Linked DNA regions of Homo sapiens: region 2 is linked to region 1. Evidence: chromatin loops called from intact Hi-C (ENCODE). Cell type or tissue: MCF 10A. All regions are shown on one strand. Each heading gives the region's core, and the rest is flanking DNA. Links, peaks and the distances in the headings are about the cores only. Region 1 holds the start of LOC124900740 (a long non-coding RNA gene). Region 2 overlaps PPP3CA (protein phosphatase 3 catalytic subunit alpha).

The links. Hi-C counts contacts between places; a loop is a spot of excess contacts. Peaks named below come from ENCODE experiments on the same cell type or tissue, not always from the same donor. Only the 100,000 strongest peaks of a DNase experiment are listed, where the experiment ranks them.
Region 2: a loop joins it to region 1, with 11 times the contacts of the local background. A loop is called at or near these places in 7 of 110 quality-filtered maps.

The regions. Positions count from the first base shown.
Region 1 is chr4:100,416,072-100,426,847 of GRCh38, forward strand. It overlaps EMCN (endomucin), which reads right to left. Exons shown (of 12, transcript NM_016242.4): 6 at 7,241-7,333; 7 at 6,950-7,009; 8 at 5,211-5,306; 9 at 1,046-1,070. It overlaps LOC124900740 (a long non-coding RNA gene), which reads left to right and starts at 5,300. Exons shown (of 2, transcript XR_007058203.1): 1 at 5,300-5,367. In MCF 10A, for the core only: a CTCF peak has its summit at 5,520; a DNase peak (open chromatin) is centred at 5,500.
Region 2 is chr4:101,150,834-101,161,609 of GRCh38, forward strand. The region is part of intron 2 of PPP3CA (protein phosphatase 3 catalytic subunit alpha); the gene reads right to left. Among named protein-coding and RNA genes, the nearest start is that of MIR8066, 85 kb to the right of the region's middle. RefSeq lists an enhancer at 4,420-4,921. In MCF 10A, for the core only: no CTCF peak of the experiment used is centred there; a DNase peak (open chromatin) is centred at 4,728.

The DNA.
Region 1 (10,776 bases), core at 1,758-9,757:
ATGTGTGTGTATATATATACGTGTGTGTGTGTGTATACATACATATATATATATATATATCTCCATGGCAAGAACTTTGTCTTTTCACATACAAATACACATATACTTTTTAGCAATTTTTACTTTTTCTGGAATCAAGCCAATAAATCCCTGCCACTCTCTTATAGTGGTGATTGTCAGATAAATTAAAAATTAGTTTGAGTTGTGTGAAACACTTGGCACAAGGTCCATATCGCACATGTCTCCAATTCTGAATTATGGAGAGGAAGACATAGAAATGTTTACAAGCCTTTTGGGCTTAGGCTGAATTCTGGAGATATTCCTTTTCCTGAAGTTCTGAGATACTGTAGTATAGTATCTGAACTGCCTATTTTAATCAAGAGTTCTCATCTATCCAAAAGAGTTTCAAACTCTAATTATTTCCTTTGGACATCTGAGGAGTCTCTAAGTCATATGAATAGTAATTTAGCATTATTTCTAAAGTTTACAACCTTATGAAACATAAAAACACTTATATAAAGGTAGACCACAAATTCCTGTCAACAAGGAAAACAGGGTTTGTTTTGACATGAAAATCAATTCATCATGTCTCTTTGCAGCACCTTGGTTGTTACAGTTGCCTGGATTACTAAAATCTGCTTTATTTTAATCAAGTCAAAGTAAAACAGCCATCTACCTTAAAGGCACTGAGAACTGGCTCAAGGTAGAAGCACAAATTTCCCTGTGATAAACATATTAAAAATTTCACTGGGAAACTATTTTAAAACTCTAGGTATTTTTTCTATGATATTTTCCCTCATAATTATATTCATTCTTCTACTTTTCCATTTCATCTTTTTATTTCCCATTTTACCATTCTAAGATTAAACATGATCTTACATTTGGAATTTCTCTGTTAAATGGAGAGAGCTCTGACAAACAGTTAAAGCCAATATGTAGATTTTCTACACTTTAGAAATAATCCAAAAAAGTATAAGTAGAGTAACAATAATTTTCACTACGTAAATGGTAGGGTCTAAACAAAAGATGATATGGGCTTACTTACTGATCATTTCCATTTTCTGGTGTGCCTAGGAGAAGAGGGAGTTGTTATTAGAGTTGCAAAGAAGTTGGCTACCATAAATATGAGCAAGCCCCTCTAACCCCCTCACCTGCTGTCCACTCTTTTCTATGCAGAGATGTTTCTAAGTCATTTTAAAATATTTTAATTTTCCCCTTGCCAAGCCATTTCCTCAGGTATGGTTAATACTTATCCTGGCACTCATGGGATAGTCCTAATTAGGTCAAGTCCACTAAACTTAGTTCTGGACTAATCTTGATCTTGTAGTTTCATATCACTATGTGAAATTACTGTTCATTATTGCATATCCCATGGACAACAGAAAATGTCTGTTTATTTCAGTATCTCTGAAAAAATTCTATTAAAAGTATTGAAGGTTTTATGCCAGAGAATTGAAGTTTTGACTTTCCTTTATACATTGTTCTTTTTTGGGACAGAAATCACTGTGTTTGTGGTGAGCTACAATGTAGATACTATATCTAATTGTATCTTAAACCCACTGATTCAGCCTCTCAAAAGAGCCCTGCAAAATGTCGCAGAGGCTACTAGCTGCAACTAATCTTTTGTTCTCTTTGCCAGGCTGCTTCACAGCTGTCTGATAGAAAACACCTGGGGTTTAGAGTGAGAACTCAGAATGATTCATTCTGCACAAGGACATGGCCTCTCTGGAGTGAATGTTGGTGATCAAATCTTGCATTAATCTATGGCCAATCAGGCCAGCTGTTTAATGTGATTGCATAAGGTTCCCCTTGTTGTGCTCCTTTGGTCTGGTTTTATTCCATTGCAGCTTCTGTTTCTTAGATTTCCTTTTATATGTAATCTAAATCTTGTCATTGAGTATGCCCTTTGAATATAATTCTCCTGGCTTTGACTATCCTTGTTTTATAAAGACCTTAACTTCCACTCATATTTTGGCTGCTTCTATTTCTGTCATCTTGGTTAAGATATTGCCATCGTAACTCTTAATACGTAGGATTTAACCCATGGCACCATATGCTGCTCACCAATTAGACTTAACCTCATCTTTGCTCCATCAGTAAGGTTTTAACAGCATTTTTTGATTCCTATGTGTCATATACAATATCACCTGTGATGCTAATAGCCCTGTTTTAAAATGAGTTTTTTTCATTTATAATTTTTGGGGGTACATAGTAGATGTAGATATTTATGGGGTATAAGAGAGATTTTGATATAGGCATGCAATGCATAACAATCACATCATGGCAGTGGTGTATCCATCCCCTCAAGTATCCTTCGTGTTACAAACAGTTCAATTATATTCATTGAGTTATTTCAAAATGTATCATTAAGTTTATTATTGACTATAGTCGCCCTGTTGTGCTGTCAAATACTAGGTTTTACCCATACTTCATACATTTTTGTACCCATTAACCATCTCCACTTCCCCTCCACTACCCTTCCCAGCTTCTGGTAGCCATCCTTCTACTCTCTAGCTCCATGAGTTCAATTGTTTTGATTTTTTAGCTTCCAGAAATAAAAACATGGGAAGTTTGTCTTTCTGTGCCTGACTTATTTCACTTAACATAATGACTTCCAGTTCCATCCATGTTGTTGCAAATGACAGGATCTCATTCTTTTTTGTGACTGAATGGACATCACTGTGTATAAGCACCACATTTTCGTTATCTATTCATCTGCTGATGGACACTTAGGTTGCTTCCAAATCTTGGCTATTGTGAACAGTGCTGCAACAAATGTGGGACTGCAGGTATTTCTTTGATATATTGATTTCCTGTGTTAAGCGTATATACCCAGCAGCGGGATTGCTGGATCATATAGTAGCTGTATTTTTAGTTTTTTTGAGGAACCTCCAAGCTGTTCTCCATAGTGGTTGTACTAATTTACATTTCCACCCACAGCGTACGAGGTTTCCCTTTTCTCCGCATTCTCTCCAGCAAAATGTATTGAGATTTTTATATGCCTGTTTTAATATTTTTTCCCTAGGAAACTATAGCGATAGTCTCATTAGCAGATAGATGCAAGCCAACAGACTATTTTCTGCGTATATACCATTCTTATTTGGTTAAAGTTCAGTCCACTGTCAACCTTGTCCAGATAAGCTTCATTTCTTACGGAAATCTCTGATTCATGTTGTCTTCCACAGAGCAGAATGGGTTTACTAATTTCCCAAACTAGATAAAGTCTCTCCCACATACTTGAAGAGTGATTAACTGCAGGTATTTAATGGTGCTAATTTAATGATAACAGTGCTGTAAATTCTGTCTCAGAAACAAAGTTAACAACAACCAAAAAGATTTGGCTAATTGTACAATTGCCAAACTTGACTTTAAAATACTCATGTCTTCAGAATAGCTATCCGTAGTGGTAGGAACTTTATACATCCATGGAAACCGCTTTAATAGAAAAGGTCAACTTTTCAAATAATACATTCTTAAATCTTCCTATGTAAAGTAATTTTTAGTATAGCATATTTTTACAAATAAATTTAGCACATTAATTTTTACATATCCTGCTTACTCAACACTCTCAGGCTGATTTTCAGTAAAAGACAGGATTGGTAGGTAGTTCAGAAACTTAGAGAAATTAAACTGACTTATAAAAATGCTGTTTCTCCTCTGAAAACTGAACAAGGAGACATGTTTCAGACATTAAGAAGTTTATTCACTGATTCCCAAAGGAAAAGGCATTGATTTGTTTTTACTTTTCACCAAGAGCTAAAATGAACTCTGCTGTTTTGGTCTCCTAGCTTCTCTTGGTACTGTCGTTATCATACTACAACTGTCCATGCAATGCATGGTGAGCAGGTGGCTTTAGGGATAGCATTCACTGGTGTCCTGGGGGGCACACTGTCCATGAGGTAAACAAAGAATAATGCAGCTTATATACATTATAAAAATAATTGCTTTTTACCTTCTAACAGTTTATGAGACTTAGATTTTTTTGTGACATATTTAGAATTAAAGTGGGGAAGAAGAATTCTATTTACTGTACCTTTAAAAATGTAACTCAATAAGTATATAGTAAGGGCCTGCTATATATTAGGTAGCATGCAATGTGAACAATATGTGATTTGTGACTTGGAAGGGTTGCCTGACTTTCAAGAGAGGTAGGCACATGGAGAAATAAGTAACTGTACTATGGTATGATAAATGATATAATCCAAATCTGTAGTAATACAATTAAAGGTAGAATTCATTCTGCTTGAAGAAGTGGTATGTTATAAAAAGATACAGTAAATTTGTGTTTGAGTTGAGTCCTAATGGGTAAGTTGGAGATTAGGTATGTTATGAAAGGTAAGAGGTGGGCTGGATATTCCAGAAGGAATAGTATGGATGAGGGCATGGATACATGCTACTACATTATACGACCAGGGCTGGGCTGTGAAGTGGAAAGATAGTTTGCAATTACGGTAACATGACAGCTGAGCCATGGGAGTTGAAGGGGTATTTAGGTGAAGGTTGAGTAAAGAAGAGGCAAATTTCTTGGAACAGAAAAAAGACTGAGTAAAGACTAAAAGAAATCAGAATTTAGTTAACAATAATTTATCAGTATTAGTTCACTAATTGTGACAAACATACCATCAGATCTTAATAAGGGAATAAGGGAAACTAGGTATGGTGACTCACTGTACTATCTTTGCAACTTCCCTGTAACTCTAAGTCTACTCTAAAATAGAAAGTTTATTTTTAAAAAGGATAAAAAATATAACATGGTCTTGGAAGATACTTTCGTTGGGTGTGTCTCCCAGGAGGGAAATTAGTCACGGGACATTTTTTGAGATTATGGGCCCCTGAGCTGAATTCTTAGCAATCTCCCTCTTTATTTTCTGTTACATAGAAATGGAGTTAATCTTTACCATAGACAAGTTATGTCATTGTTATGCCCTCTTTACTATCATATTCCCCTGACCACCCATAAAATTTGGGCTATTTTATTAAAAAGAATTTCCCTATATTTGATAATATCTACTCATAGTATTTAGTTCCCACTCTGCAGTTCACTAGCATTCAGTGGGTGTCTGTGCCCTTCGTCCTTTGTTTCTGTGATCAGGAAATATGACATTTCATTTCTTTCTATAACTTTTCTCTCCCTTTAAGAATTTAAAATCAAGTTTAAACTGAGCATTCATTCTTCTTTCAGGAAAACAAAACAAAACACTGTTACCTACCCGGATCTGCCTTCCAGCACATTCGGTACAAACCCACCAGAACAAATACTGAAAGTGTTATTACAATCAAAGCAATAACCACCGGCAAAATAATACCTAAAAAGAATTGGAGACATTGTCAATTAGAGTGGCTACTGAATTTCACAGCGATAGTTTGGTAAGTGAGCCAAAGCATGAGTACTTCCTTTCTTCTTTAAATATCATTCTATTAAAAACATATTTTAGGCAAAGATTCCTCTGATTCATGGGGTTTGCTCTAGTTGTCATCTTTGACATAACCACTTGATGTCAGTCTTGTAACCTTTCTGAAACAAAATTCCAACCTTAAGAGAGAGTGCCCCCATCTTCCTGGAGACTGAAGAAGTGGGGAGATGGGAGACTGGAGAAGCAGAAGATGTACTCTAGATTATAATTAAATCCTCATTCACTCATTACATTTTTTAGTACTTTATAATGAAGTTACCAAAATATATATAACCCAACGGGGATTGCTTTAGTCCTAATGCTGGCTTTCTAAAACACTCACAAATTTCTTTCTATAATAATACCTTAAAACTAGAAAAGGCATAAAATAATGTAAGTAGATACCACAGTGAAGATGATTCTTGAAAATGAACATGATTCAAGAGAGATGTGTATGTGTGTCTGTTTGGGGGAGTGATGTTGCTGCAGTAACTTAGGGTGAGTTTTTCATATTTGTATTAAGAGGAAGAGTATTGCCTGCCTTCCTTCCTTCCTTCCTTCCTTCTTTCCTTCTTTTCTGATGGTTATTTCCAAGGTTAAAAGTACAGTGATAAAAGCAAGAGAGCTGTCATAGACACACAACTAAAGGAAATTAAGATGACTATTAGTTTAGCATATTTGCTTTCATATGTACTCCTTATATATTTATCAGGGGTGAGACTTACTCTCCAATTCATCTGTAGGATGGTTTACACTTCCATTGTCAGAGTTAAATATTTGTTTTAAGTAAGTTCTGCTGATTTCATAATAGACCTTAGGTGAAATCATTATTGCCTCCCAAATGAAGATGCCGTGAATCAGCAGGTCAGTAATTTCTATGATGACTTATTTAATGGAATGGGTTTAACTAAACTTAATAGAGCCTTTTATAATAACAGTTTTGAATATTGTCTTTTTATTCTTAATTACTAAGGAAGTTATTTAATATTCTGTATTCAGTCTTAGCACACACATAAATGTTATATGACATATATAGGTTTTAGTTAAAATGGAACATTTCTTAAAGGCCGTTTTTAATGTTCTATGAAGGCAAACAATTCATTTTTTGATATAATTTATTTATTATTTTAATTATTTACTTGACAAAAATAAAATATATTCAGGGTATACAACCTGATAATTTGGAAATAATTCACTTTTATGGGGACCTCTACCTGTGCATTTTGACTTATCTGAAACTAGTCCCATCGAGTCATCCTTGGCCCTTGATCGTAATTGTTAAACACTAAACTAAGAAAAAAATTGCCAAACTGTGCTTTTTTTCCTCTTCTGTTTTCTTTCTTTCTTTCTTTCTTTTCTTTTTTTTTTTTTTTGTCATTAAGACTCACTTGTGGGAAATTTTCAGAGCAGGCAGCAGTTAGATGGGATTGTAATGGGATTGCAGGCTCAGTAAAGTTGAGAAAAGGCTGCCCATAATCTGATTCCTCTCCTTTACTGGTCACATTCAAACATTCTGCATATCTACTGCCATGAATGAAGGCATTGCTGTTACTCACTGGAATAAGACCGGCTGGTTGCTGAAGTGCTTGCATTTTTTCCACCCTCAGTGCCTATTACTTTAAGAAAGAAAAAAACAAGTCACTTTTGGTTAATGTGTGCCAATTCTTGCAGTCCTCCCTCCACCCTCATTTAAGGAAACAGCCATGATTTGTAGGTATGATGCTGCAAGTGCAAAAGATTCAGTCTCATTCTGAAGGAGCTCTGTTTTGTGAGTCAAGATTGTTAGGGTTTCAGTCAAGAAAGGGTCAGGTAGAGCAGATTTCCACTCAGGCACACAGATATCATACCTTGAGACTGTGAGGTGTTTTCTGGAATTGTAACTGGTATTGAGGTTAATGTACCAGTTTTAGAAGGTGATGCATCTGGTTGTAGAACACTACCTGTATGAAAATTACAAATGCAGAATCAGGCTATGGTATTAAGCCTTCATATGGGATTTCTTTGCAGATTCAAACAGTTTGCTTTTCTGAAGATCTGTGAAAACTATTTATTGTCAAATAGTAGGATAAATGCAATCATAACACTAAACCATAAGTTCATCCATTCCTCCTGGAAAGATAATTAAATTTAGAATCACAAAGCCTGAGTATCAGTTTTACATCTTCAGGAACTCGCCAAGAAAACTTCAGTAAGTTTTTTAGCGTAGATTACAGCCTGTATAACCTACTGCATAAGATTCTTGTGGGATGTAAATCTATGCAAAAGCATTTTTCAAATTTCAGATATTATAACTTTGGGTGATAGTGTTTTTTTTCTATCACACATAGTTAAAATGATCATAACTGCACAGGACGTCAGATTTTATGTATTTATCAGTGATTGAAGAGAAAAAAATTGCAGTTGAGGCTTTGGTTAGAAGAATTGAGGAAAAATCAAAGAAGACTCCTTCATTTTCATCCCTAAAGTTCAGCAGCTGGTTTTATTATGTGCCTTTTCTAGAGTAATGCTACTTGACTGTTTTTTTTCACTAGCATCCGTGCTCTTTTTTTTCCAAGGAAAATATAAATTAAAAATTTATTGTTATCGTTATTTGTTTGTTTAGTTAACATTTGCCATCTTCAATCAGAAGGACTGAAGCAAAAATTATAAGTAAAAATCTACTATTCAAAATCCATAGCTGTCAATAAGTTTAAAGGAAATATAAATAATTAAGTATTGTATAAGTTGAAAACATTTATTCTTGTGAATTTGGAATAAAGTACAATTTGTACTTAGAAAACTTTTTGAAAATGTATTCTCTTCCTCGTGCAGTATGAAGTGCTCTATTTAAATCATGCCTGTTTGCCTTGCCTCTTCACTGAATTGCAAGTTCCTAGAGTGTGAGGGCCATACTTGTCCACACACCCAACATGGAGCTCTGGGTACAGGGGGTATGCAGTCAAATGTAGCTGACACTAAGAGGCACTTCTTATGATTATGGCTCCTTGGGCGTATTGAGGCCATGTATAATTGCACCAAAGAAATTGATATTTCTATGACTGCCTTGGCTCATTCCTTCTTCACCACCCACATCCCAGCACGCACTGCATGCTCATGCATTTTTGACATCTGTGGGTGAAGAATAACGTTCAGAGTCTGTACCGTTCTTGCCATGCAAGAGATCTGTGGGTGGAAGCTAGATATATGCCCATAAGAACAAAGAAAAATGTCAGGCTAGTGCACTAAGCAGGCAGAAAAAGGAATATTAAATGAAAGAGTGGGAACTAGCTGAAACCTTGGTACTTTCAGCTGCCTTTTCCAGTGTCAAGTAGTTTAGTGAGGATGAATGCTCTTTCAGTTTTCTTGGTGGAAAAGAAGGTGGCTGATTAAATAACCAATGATGTTAATCCTTTTGGGATTTCTCAAGGGTTAATTGTCCTACCATATTACCTTCCTGTAGACAGGCTAAATGGCAGACTCAGGACTGATTGTAATGTGTCTGGGTCAGAACAAACTCCCAACTTCCCTGCTTAAAACGTGTTGATTGCCCAGTGCCAATGGTTATTGCTAATGACCCATGGATAGGCCAAAATGTTAAGACTTCATAGTGGAAAGATTTGGTGGCTGCTTGAACAAATACTTTAAAAATTTGTTTTGTTTTTCTTTAAACTGCAACCTTCAGTTAAGAAATTATTTCTGAATCCAGCACACACACACACACACACACACACACACACACACAATTACTGCTCATGATCCAATAATGGGAATTAACCTACAGTTTGAGAAGCTCTGTGTTTTAGCATGATCATATTGCTGAAATTATGGTACTTGGCTGAATCCATAAAACATGAGCCTAATGTTATTCTTTCTGTGACTAAGATGCGGAATCCATGACATGCTCAGAGCCTGATGATCTACACAGTTTTTGTTGAGACTGTATTATCCTACATTACTAACAAAGTGGCATTGCCAGAGGAAGTATAGGAGAGCTATAGCAGAGTGGCTAAGAGCATGATTCTGAAGACAGGATAGCTGGGTACAAATCTGACTCTAGCACTTACCCCTGTGGAATCTTGGGCAAGTTGCTTAACCTCTATGTGCCTGAGTTTCCACATATATACATGGAGATTATAATAGTTCTACATCATGGTATTGTGAAAATTATATGAGTAAAAATAAATTTAAACTGTTTAGAAGGGAATGTGATATTAATATGTATATATTATATATAATAATAATGTTCTATTCTTATATTATGATTATTCCCCTAGAGAGTTGAACCTCCCAACCAAGGTCAGTTTGTCTAATTTTCTCAAAAATTCTAAGAATGAAAAATATATGAACTTCAGCCACTTCTGTGTTTTCACATGCTTCTTTGCTCTAGTCAAGAAGTAGAGGAACTGGAGAAACTGGAGTAGAATATGGTACTCTTAGATGACATAGATTTGTTCTTGGACCCTGACTTTTGGTGATTGTTATGATTATTGAATTTGTGGCTAGGTTGTTTCAGGATTTAAGTCCAGCCTGGAAACTTCAGGTCAGAACTTGGAGCAAGCTGATGAGACAGAGACCCTCAGAGTCAAGTCTGTTGTAATAATGTATGCCCAAATTTACCCCATCAGCATCTGACAATGGTACATATTTGGAGACCTCACTGTAGACCAATTACTTAATAAATCATTGAGAGTTTTAAAGACAGAAGACCTATCAATGTCCCAAGGCACCTGTGATTGCTATAATAATGCTCCTCACAGAACTCCAACTATAGAAAGCATAAGTGACCAAATTTACCCACGTGTCCTCTGAAACCCATCTCTCTGTTTGTGCTGGTGCCATGTCTCTCTAAGGCTGCTCCCAGCCAATGAGTGGACCTGCCAGGAATATTAAGGCCGGCTTGTCCTGGGAGGAATGTGGACTGGAGGATTCCCTGATGGTCTTGCTGAACCTCCCCTAGAATGCATGGCAGCCTAGATGCTTCTGCTCAGCATCCCCGTTCTCTCTCCCTATCACCATGTCAGATGTGCATTTCAGTCTGGTGGCTCTTCTAGACTTTCCTTGTCCCCTCACAGGCATTTTTTCTCTCATAGGCATTTTCCCCTAATAAAATCCTTGTACTTTTAACTGAATCTTGAACTCTGCTTCTCTGAACATTCAGATTAAAGCAGTCTCCCTGGCAAGTATTTAAAAGGCCACTTCTTATTGGGAGTAGAAATGAAGCCTCAGGAATTTTAAACTGGACTTGGAAGACTTGGGCACTGGTTCATAAGGGAAATATCTGTTTGTTTAAACCTTTTATTTTCCATTTTTTTTGGGAAGCCTAACTCTTCCTATGGAAAATCACCCCTTCCCCACTTCATGTGGTCATGAGGTGCCCCTTTTTAATCCAACTTCAGAGTCACTG
Region 2 (10,776 bases), core at 1,161-9,160, 730 kb after region 1:
TATCACAGCATACGACATATTATTTGGGGAAACATTAGTTCAGTCTCCTAAAGTCCCAGTCCTTAGGGGACATAACCATACTTTTTCATGTGTGTCTCTTCTAGGCCCACTCTACCATGCTATAAATTACATGTAATCCACAAAGGTCTATTGAAAAGAAAAAGGTATAATCAAAATTTAAAATTAATTATAATATCTCAAAATTAAGTTCATAAGAAGACTTTAGAATCATATAACTTCATTTTTAACATTAGCCATTAAACATTACTTTTAACATTGACAGCTTTTTATAAAGTGCTACTTCATCAATGGCACACAGACCGTGACCATGGACCTTCAGTCAAGATTTGAATATAATGGTTGAATAATCAATGTTCTGGCCAAATATTCATTTGTTTATCTGAATGAGGTTCAACAGATTCATTTCCATATAGAAATGTTTACTCTCAGGCCGGGCACGGTGGCTCATGCCTGTAATCCCAGCACTTTGGGAGGCCGTGGGTGGATCACGAGGTCAGGAGTTCAAAACCAGCCTGGCCAAGATGGTGAAACACCGTCTCTACTAAAAATACAAAAATTAGCTGAGCGTGGTGGCGGACTCCTGTAGTCCCAGCTACTCTGAAGGTTGAGGCAGAGAATCGCTTGAACCCGGGAGGTGGAGGTTGCAGTGAGCTGAGATTGCACCACTGCACTCCAACATGGGTCACAAAGCAAGACTCTGTATCAAAAAAAAAAAAAAGAAATGTTTACTCTCATTTCATTTTTCAACAAAGGAAAAGATAAAGAATATTCCCAAAATTTAGCTAAGCCAAGGTTTCCTTTTTTTTTTTTTTTTTTTTTTGAGATAGAGTGTTGCTCTGTTGCCCAGGCTGGAGTGCAGTGGCGCAATCTCAGCTCACTGCAACCTCCGCCTTCCGGGTTCAAGCAATTCTACTGCCTCAGCCTCCCGAGTAGCTGGGACTACAGGAGCATGCCACCACACCCTGCTAATTTTTTGTATTTTTAGTAGAGACGGGGTTTCACCATGTTAGCCAGGATGATCTTGATCTCCTGACCTCATGATTTGCCTGCCTTGGCCTCCCAAAGTGCTGGGATTACAGGCGTGAGCCACTGCACCCAGCCAAGTTTCCTATTTTTCTATACATATGCAAATATTTTATTATTCTGGAAATACAAAATAGAAAAACCTCATTATTTCAACATAACTAGAAGTATGGTGCAGATTTGAGTTGCTACAAATTTGAAACTTAAGAATTTTTTCCGAATATTTGAAGAAAGCAGAGGTAGTATTCTAAATTTCTTTCTAAATATCCACAATTTAGTATTAAAGATGTTTTTAATTTATTCTTCCAGTTAAAAAGCACTGACTGGATAGATTAATGATTAGATAGACATAAAAATGCACTTTTAATATTTGGAAAATCATATAGTACTTTGATCTAGGTTGAGATGTATTAACATAAATCCTTATGAAACTTGATAAGAAATAGGTAAGAGTAATTGAGAATAACTAGCAGAAGTGTTTGTAAGTAAAATAATACATCTATAATGCTTTTGGATATTTGAAAAAGATTTTTCTTTTTATGAGTTACCTCTAAAAGCTGTCAGTACACCCTGTCCAAATGATCACATTCTAATGTAGTAGGTGCTGAATAAAGACATTTTACTTTGTAAGATCATGTAATGTCATAGGCTACTAACAAAGTAAGAAAATTGGCAGTTGTAAGACCAGATTTTGGACAGAAAATAATATAAAATGCAATAACATAACTTGAGTAAATTTTACTAGAAACAGATTTCTCTATCATGCCATTAAGTCCTTGTACAACTCTTTCTCCTTATCAACCAATCAACCAGTCAATCTGCAAATATTTAAGATAACCTACCATGGGGCAAGCACAGTATGACACAATGAAGAAAGAGGCAGAGAAACAGTCCTTGCAAGAAATAAACATATATTCTAGAAAGATCACAGATAACATAGGCCACTGAATGTGTGATTAAAAGTAAATCTAAGTGTACTAGTCTCACTAAAAAAAAGAAAAGGAAAAAAAACGCGAAAGCATTAGATGGTATACTTCTGTCGATAAAGATTTCCCATAGGAGTGACATTTAATTTGAGACCCAAAGGGTGAGTAAGGTTTATCTGGGTCAAAGGGGAGCTTAACAAATTCCATTAAATGTTAGGTATCTAGTAAATCTAGAGTCTGGAGATTAAGGGGAAAGGACCAAGAGAAGGCTGGAGAAGAAAGCAGAAAGCAGAAAGCAGTCCTCTGAGCATTCGGGGTGAAGTGGTAGGACGGTAAAGTGTTTGGATTCTATCCAAAGGGCAAAGAGATGCTATTAAAGGGTTTTGTGTAGGGACAGTGGACTGACTTGTATGTGCAGAAACTCTGTGTGTGGGTCTGAATGAGGCAGGCATTATTTTAAAGAAAAGAATTCAGGCTTTTCTCAACATGGAACCTAAAGAAAGCATGACATTATACCAAATAAACATCCCTTAACAATAGAACTTGCTAAGTTCAACTATCAGCAAAAAATAAATTACTATGTTTATTTCATCTTTCTTAATAACATTCATTTCAACAGTACACATATAGTTCAAGATTTCTGAAGATACTATATACTACTGGCAAAGTAGAATTGTATAAACACTTGGTACATGGAATATAAAATTATTGTCATCACCTCACATTTGTTTGTTTAGCTGCTAAAAGATCTTTGAACAAAGAATCACGTCAACAAAGAGGGTGTCAAAATATCAACAAAAAGAGATCTTGTCAGAGCTTAATTAGGGCTTCCAATTAGAAAACCAAACTAAGAATCCTATTAGCACTCAAGTAGGTATTCTCCTTGCTTAGGAAAAAACAAACAGCTCCCACAGGTTATCTACCTAGCAAAAAGGAATTTTATGAAGACCTCTTCCTAGTGGGATTAAGTCAACAAAGACAAGCAGCATGAAAATCTCAGAACCACATTAAGAGAACCACTGTGTGCTCAGGCATACTTCCTGCAATGTTACCAAGTTACTATCACAGTTCATTTTTAATACAATACATTTGGTTGTACAGGATGTGGATTCTACAGAAAAAAAAAAGCACAATACATTTGGACATATGCATGGCCTTCTCTGCTGCTCTCTGGTAAAAGTTATTAAATAAAGCCCATGGCCACTTTTAAAAGAAAAAAATTTCCAAGTCAAAAGGAGTAAATATGCTACTTAACAATAGAACCAACTCAGTTTTTTATGAAGTACCACATTTGCTTGTATATGTCATCCTTATGAACACTGCTTGCCTGCCTTCTTGTTTTCAAGAAGAAAATAGTTCTATCCTCCACTCTAAATTACTTCTTGGCCAGAATGCTTCAAAAACTGTGAATGGTCCTGTTAGCTAATTAAAACAAGTTTACCACCATGAAATATTTGCTGTTCTCCCAAAAGTCAGGTATTCTACCAGTGAATAAAAAAGAGAAACATTTTCAAACCCAAAGTAACATATCAAGTAACAGAATTCTGACTAGTAAATTTATAAACAGTATCAAAATTTAAAATTAGTTCCAACAATTAAAGAGCACGTGATTTACTCTGTACAAGAATTTGGAAATGGTTCTTTTCCCAGATTGGTGGAAAGGGTGGGATAAAGAAAAAAATCTAAAGCTATGCTATGGGGCAATAAAAGTGTTCCAACACATCTAAAAATTACCTGGCCTTCCAGAAGTAATATTTAAATTCCAACATTTTGTCACAGAGATAATAGAGAGTCACTGGATTTTAGAAATTGCTGCTTAGACTCTACCCAGTGTAATCATTATGACTCTAATTATGATTGAGTTTCTTCACCTCAATAACAGGTTCTCCAACTACTCAAGTACTTCCATTTTATGAATTTCAAATATGCACTGAATTACATTTGTTCTGCCTGGCATGGAATTTAGCAAATGTAAATCTGCTTCAGAACACATTCACTCCCAGAATTTTTTTTTTTTTTTTTTTTTTTTTTGTGATGGAGTCTCACTCTGTCACCCAAGCTGGAGTGCAGTGGTGCAATCTCGGCTCACTGCAACCTCCACCTCCTGGGTTCAAGCGATTCTCCTACCTCAGCCTTCAGAGTAGCTGGGACTACAGGTGCCTGCCACCACACCCAGCTAATTTTTGTATTTTTAGTAGAGACGGGGTTTCACCATGTTGGCCAGGATGTTCTCAATTTCTTGACCTCATGATCTGCCCGCCTCGGCCTCCCAAAGTGCTGGGATTACGGGCGTGAGCCAACGCGCCCAGCCATATAAAAAATATTTTAAGATTTCACTGGACTTGGTATGTTAAAACATACAAACAAACAAAAAAACTACCTTAATCTCAAGGCAGAGGACAAAATCTCATTCTTTCCTTTTGACGTGTCCAGTAGCTAGCACAGTGCTTGACACCAGGTATATACTCAATAAATGGTTGAGGAATTGAATGCATAATAAAAGAGTAGATGAATGCATGAATTAATGAAAACAGATTCGCATTATGTAGAGCACCTTTATCAAACCCCTTTTCCCCTGAAGAGGTAAGGTAGGCATTCTTTCTGCATCTGAGGCCTTGGATTGGCTTCAAGAAAGATGAAAGTTCCTTCCTGCAAGTGCTGTTCATCCACCTTTCTTTCTCATGGGACAGAGGCAAGCACTCCAAGATCAGAAAGCAGTATGACTCAGAGGGTAGCTAGCCTTTAAACTGAATCTTTGTTAAGCCAGGAGAGACAGTTCCTTTCTCCTAGGAACAGATCCATTTGGCCCCAGGCTTCTGAGAAAAGGGATAATTATATGACTAACATAAGGAATTGTTAAGCTTAAAAGATTCCTTTTTGTTTTAAGTTCCCACTTTGGGAAGCACATAACTACTTCAGTGCACTAACTACATGCCTCATTACTACTTAAGGGTATATTAGATTAATTTTTATTTTAACTTGAAATAATTTTATTCTCAAAGCAGGAAATATCTTTTAACTCGAAATGTGTTGAAGTAAATGGTGAACGAGTATCAAATTCATCAGAAAATATCTACAATAATATGAATACGAATAACAAAGGCAGCAGCTAATATTCATTGAGCTCTTATCATGTGCTGTGTATTGTTTTTATCCTCACAACCACCCTACAAGGTAGACAGGGACCCTTACATGCATTTAGAGATACGGAAACTATGCCTATGGTCAAGAGCTAGTAAAAGTCAGAGTGGGGTTTCACACCCAGACAGTCTGATTCCTAGTACCTGCTCTATGATTCAATTATGCTTTTCATATGAAAACAGGAAATCTACTTTACTAAATCAAGAAGTACCAAAGGTAAGCAATTCAGGAATGACTTGAATAGTTCTTTTCAGTGAGTCAATCCCTCACTCTGTAACAGAGGGTGCTTCCACATCTCAACTCAGGGGGCCTTTACAACCACACCAGTCCCCATGTGAAGCCCAGAAGGCATAAAGAGAGACACAAGAGAGATTAAAGAAACAGAATAAGATTTGAAAGCTATTCTAAAACAAAAATCAGAATAAAGCACAGCAATAGAAAAAGGCATATTCCAGGCCAGGCAAAGTGGCTCCCGCCTGTAATCCCAGCACTTTGGGAGGCTGAGGCCGGCAGATCACCTGAAGTCGGGAGTTCGAGACCAGCCTGACCAACATGGAGAAACCCCGTCTCTACTAAAAATACAAAATTAGCTGGGTGTGGTGACACATGCTTGTAATCCCAGCTACTCGGGAGACTGAGGCAGGAGAATCGCTTGAACCCAGGAGGTGGAGGTTGTGATCGTGCCATTGCACTCCAGCCTGGGCAACAAGAGCGAAACTGTGTCTCAAAAAAAAAAGAAAGAAAGAAAGAAAGAGAAAGCCATACTCCAGGGACAAAGAACAAAGCAATTTGGCTAGATTTGAAAGGTTTATGAAGGAGAACAGGAGATAGGTATGGGCCAAACTGTGGGTGGCCTGAAACCAGTTTCATGAAGTCCTTTAAATCGATTTCTAAAACTGATGGTGAGTCACTACATGTTTTTAAACAGGAAATGAGGAGTGCAAAACGTTATTTTAGCAAAATTAATCTAGCAGAGTTTTAAAAATGAATTAGAAGAGAAAGAGACAAACTACAGACAAAATAGGCAGGAAATACCACGTTCCCTTAGCAATCACAGATTAACATTCATAATTTCAAGTTTTCCCAAGTGATCTCCAAATGTTCCCATTTCTAATTTTTCTAAGGCACAGAGTTATGAGGTCGGTTTGTGAAAGCAATTCACTAGCCAGCACTATGCTCCTGCTTCTCAGGGAAGTATGGTTTGTCTGTGGTTGTTTTTCCCCCTAGGCCAGGGTCCTATTCTCACTTAGTAAGTGATGAAAAATGTTTCTGTATGCAAAGTACCTCCAGGTAAACTGCAACTGCAGGTGTAGAAATAAACAATGAATTATTGGATAGTAATGACAGTAGTGATTTAATTGTGAAAGTTCCACACATTAATTCCTTGGTAATATCAAGATATTTTATACTTTCACCTTCCAGGCATTTGTGTCAAGAAGAAGACAATAGAAATAGGAAAAAGAGAAAGCTGACACAAAAGACATTGAAATGAAAAGTAGGACTTAGTGGCTGACTAGAGAAAGGGGACGAGGAAAAGAAGAAATGAAGACAGTCTCTAAAGTTTCAAGCCTGGGAGACAGGGAGGATGGCAGTGCCTTGAGTAGGCTAAAGAAATCCTAGAGGTAACCTAGTACAAGGAAAATGAGACTGGTGTCTGTGTGCGCTGAATCAAAGTTCTTAAAGGCTGATGATGCAAGTGAACTCCTGTCTGGCAGAAGAGAATTGACTTAGATAATTTTGATGTTCTTTGAAACCCATCAAGAGAATGTAAAGTTTGTTCAATGCTTTTTTTCTTCTGCTCTTTTAAAGCTGCAAGACTGAGGTACTCTAATTCCCTGATTTTTTAAAATCAGAATTGTACGGTTCTGCCTTTTATTTCAGAAAATGCTTTATGAATCATCCTAAACGGTTCCTTAGGAGGCAAAAAAAAAAAAAAAAAAAAAAACCTCTCAGTCTTCATGACCAGTTTCAAAATAGTTCTATTTTTAATTCATGTCTAAAAGCTACAAGTATTTAAACTTTAGTACATTTAAATAATGAAAATAATGATGTCATATTGATATACATCCTAATTAACACAGAGAAAGGCTACTGATAAAATAACTTTACTATGTTAATGTTTTGTCTTTGTTTTGCACGAGAAGCTTTCAGAAAGACAAATATTCTGTGAAATAATTAAAACTAGATTTATACCAAGAAGATGAAAAGAAAGAAGAAAAACCCACCAGAAACCCGAGAATTCAGAGAGAATTATTCACAATGACAAAGAGTCATCATCTCAGAGTCCCCTGGCCTGCTCCTGGTGCATCACCAGCCTCATCTGTATTCCCCACGGGAAGCAGCAGCAGCTCCAGGGAAGATCAGCAGCGAAGAAAGAATGTGTTATGCAAAAATAGTTATTTCAGACAGATCACAAATGGAAGCCTGGTGGGCAGAGAAAAGTTGAAGCAGTGTGCAACAAGAACATTTTAAAAGGCAGTACTTAAGAAGGGAGCAACTGTTTTTCCTTTTTAATTTTTTGTTGTTGAGGTTCAAATGAAGATGAGTTAAGGGGGCTCTCCTTTCAGTTTCCACGTTTAGGACTTTGGGCCTCGGTATCATATTATAATTAAATGTCAGATGAGAAATCATGAGAGTAGTTAAAACTAGGTGCCACACGGCAGGTCTAGGTTTTTGGGGCCTCAGTGACCTCAACTGTGGCCTCTACTGTGATTGCCTATCACTGGTGCCCATAAATAATATCTGAATGAGTCAGTCAATTGTTGTTTGGTATCTGGTTATTCAATACCCAAATTAGTGAATCCTATGAATAAGTTGCAGTTTACCAAACATAGTAAAAGCTTTGTTATTCAAATATTTGATGCAATGGCAAATAATAGTTAAAGCATTTTAATCAGCTAAAAGTTAATTCATATCTCAGTAACATTTATTAAGTACTTTTAACCAATATCATCCATTTTATTTAATCTTCACAGTAGTGACGATACTCCATTTTATGAATGAAGATAACTAAGGCTCAAAAATTATTAAGAAACTTAAACCAAGATAATAGTAGTTGACTTAGCTTCCTCTGGGGGTTTGGCTAATTTAATCCTCACAGTTCCCTAAGAAAGGTACTATTATTACCTCCATTATGCAGACGAGGAAACTGAGGCTCAGCGAGTTTTAGGTAAGTGGCCAAAATTCTTAAGGTAGCAAGTTATACAGTCAGCCAAGATGTGAACCAATCCTGGCAGTCTGGCCGCAGGGCCCAAGAAGAGCTCGTTAGGTGGTAGAAAGTTGGAACTGGAAAAGAAGTAGATTCTAAAAAAACAGTGATTCAGAGGCCAGTGCTATTCCTGCAGGCCACGCTGCTCTAACTAGGTACTCACCAGTTTTTTCCCTCTATCTCTTATCTCCTTACCCCATACCTGCCCACTGACCCACCTCCCCAGCCCCTCATTCCCTACCCCAGGATAAGAACAGTGCCAGCCTCTGATTTAATCTGGGTTTACATTATCTAAGGGGAAGAGACCAGGGATTTTACAGTAACCCAACACTTCCACCCAAAAGAAACAGGTTTAGACTGTGACAGATTTTTTACCAGAAGTTTTGTCACTTGAGTGAACTAGACTGGCCTTCTTTCTGGTGTCAAAAGAAAGACAGCTTTATTAATGGTTAATAATGATCTAAATGAACAGCTGTATTTTTATTAAGTAAAACTGATTCAGAAATCCTCATAATGCCCCTAGTCTTAAAATTATTCCCATCCTATGTGCTATATTGTCACTACTTTAAAAATTCACAGAATATAGTCTTATAACAGGATTGCAAAATACCAGAAATAAATCTTTCAAAAATATACATTTATGGATGTAGGGCTGATTCTAAAATAGGTATCAACCAGCGCTGCCTTTTTCTGCTTGCTTCAGATACCTGAAATACATACATCAAAACCATCTGTACACAGAAATGGGGCCATTGCTGGAAGCAGTATTCAGTATTATTCTTAAAGTTACAAAAACGTGAACTATCTATAAAATATTCTGTCTGATTCTTACTGAAAATAGCCCAATAGAAAAAATATTCATGTATGCATCATTATAATAATCAAGCTAGGATAAGGTGACAACTACCTTGGGAAAGTAGAGAAGAAAAATGTGAAATAGAAAGTAAAATATAAAAGTATGGTTGGTGCACGCCTGCTACATTCCACACTTCTATCTTGAACTGCATGTGCCATACAATTTAGAAGTGTGCTAAGTACAAACCTTTACAGTGACTGCAATGATGAAGTCGCTAACAAAATTCTCAAGTACGTACATTTACTTCCCCATGGAAAATCCATTGACAACGACCACTGATATAAGTCATTCTAGTCCTTACCAACACAGTTTGGCTCACTTTAGGGAAATAACTTATCCTTTTTGCCCCCATTTTTTCATCTGAAGAAGCAGGAAAATGACCAACGTGATTTCTTTAGTTTCCTCAAACTTTAATATTCATCAACTTGGTCAAAAACAATAATTTCAAATTTATGCATTAATAAAATGTGTGGGAGTCCGATCATGGTAAATGCACAGAGTGTGCTCTATGGGATAGCTATGTGAATACTCGAGAAGCAAAACAAGTCTTGCAAAATTATTAATAATCCTTTCTTTCATTTCTATGAAGTCAAGGTGTTACTGGAGTTGCTTAGAATAAGCATATCCACCCTCTCAAGTAGCAAACACCCTTACACTACTCTAAAAGATAGTGATTTTCATGAATCAATAGCTATTTCTTCTTTTTATATATCAAGAGTATAACTATTCTTTAAAAATATTTTTTTAATCAGACAAATGAAGATGTTCTTTAGAATATGTATGTGAGTGAAGGTATCCAAATTGGTAATAAGGGGCTAGGTTTTAGGAATGTAGAGAAAATGGACTTGGGATATTAGATCTGCTAATATCAAGACAAAATCTGAATCCTTGTTGAAGTTCAAAATAATGACTCAGATTTCAAGGGTTTCTTTTTCTTCCTTCTACAAAGAAATACAGTCACGTACTGCATAACAAGGTTTTGGCCAAGGACATGCTGCCTACATGATGGTAGGCCCATAAGATTATAACATCATATTTTTACTGTGTCTTTTCTATGTTTAGATATGTTATATACACAAATACTTACCTTTGTGTTACAATTACCTACAATATTCAGTACAGTAACGTGGTACAGGTTTGTAGCCGAGAAGCAATAGGCTACATCACATTCTCTAGGTTTATATAAATAGACCCTGTATCAGCTATATCATCTAGGTTTGTGTAAATACACCCTATGATGTTCCCACAACAAAATCGGCAAATGACGCATTTCTCAGGATGTTTCCCTGTTGTTAAGCAAAGTGTGACTATAACATTTTTATTGAGTATTTGAACAAGCCTCTCCCTATCACAATGAATTCAATCACTCATGAATTATTTCATAAGGTGCTGTAATATGGTATAATACATTATACATTTTTCTCAGGCTATAATTTTGGTATTTAATGAAACTAAGCAGACTGCCTTAGTGTTGTTATGGGAACATTTATCAGATGGGAGGAAGTTGGCAGTAAGCTGTCTGCTGCCAAATGGGAAAGGATTCATTAGCTCTAGAAGACTGGCAGTCCTAAGAATCATTTAAATACAGACATAAAAAAATG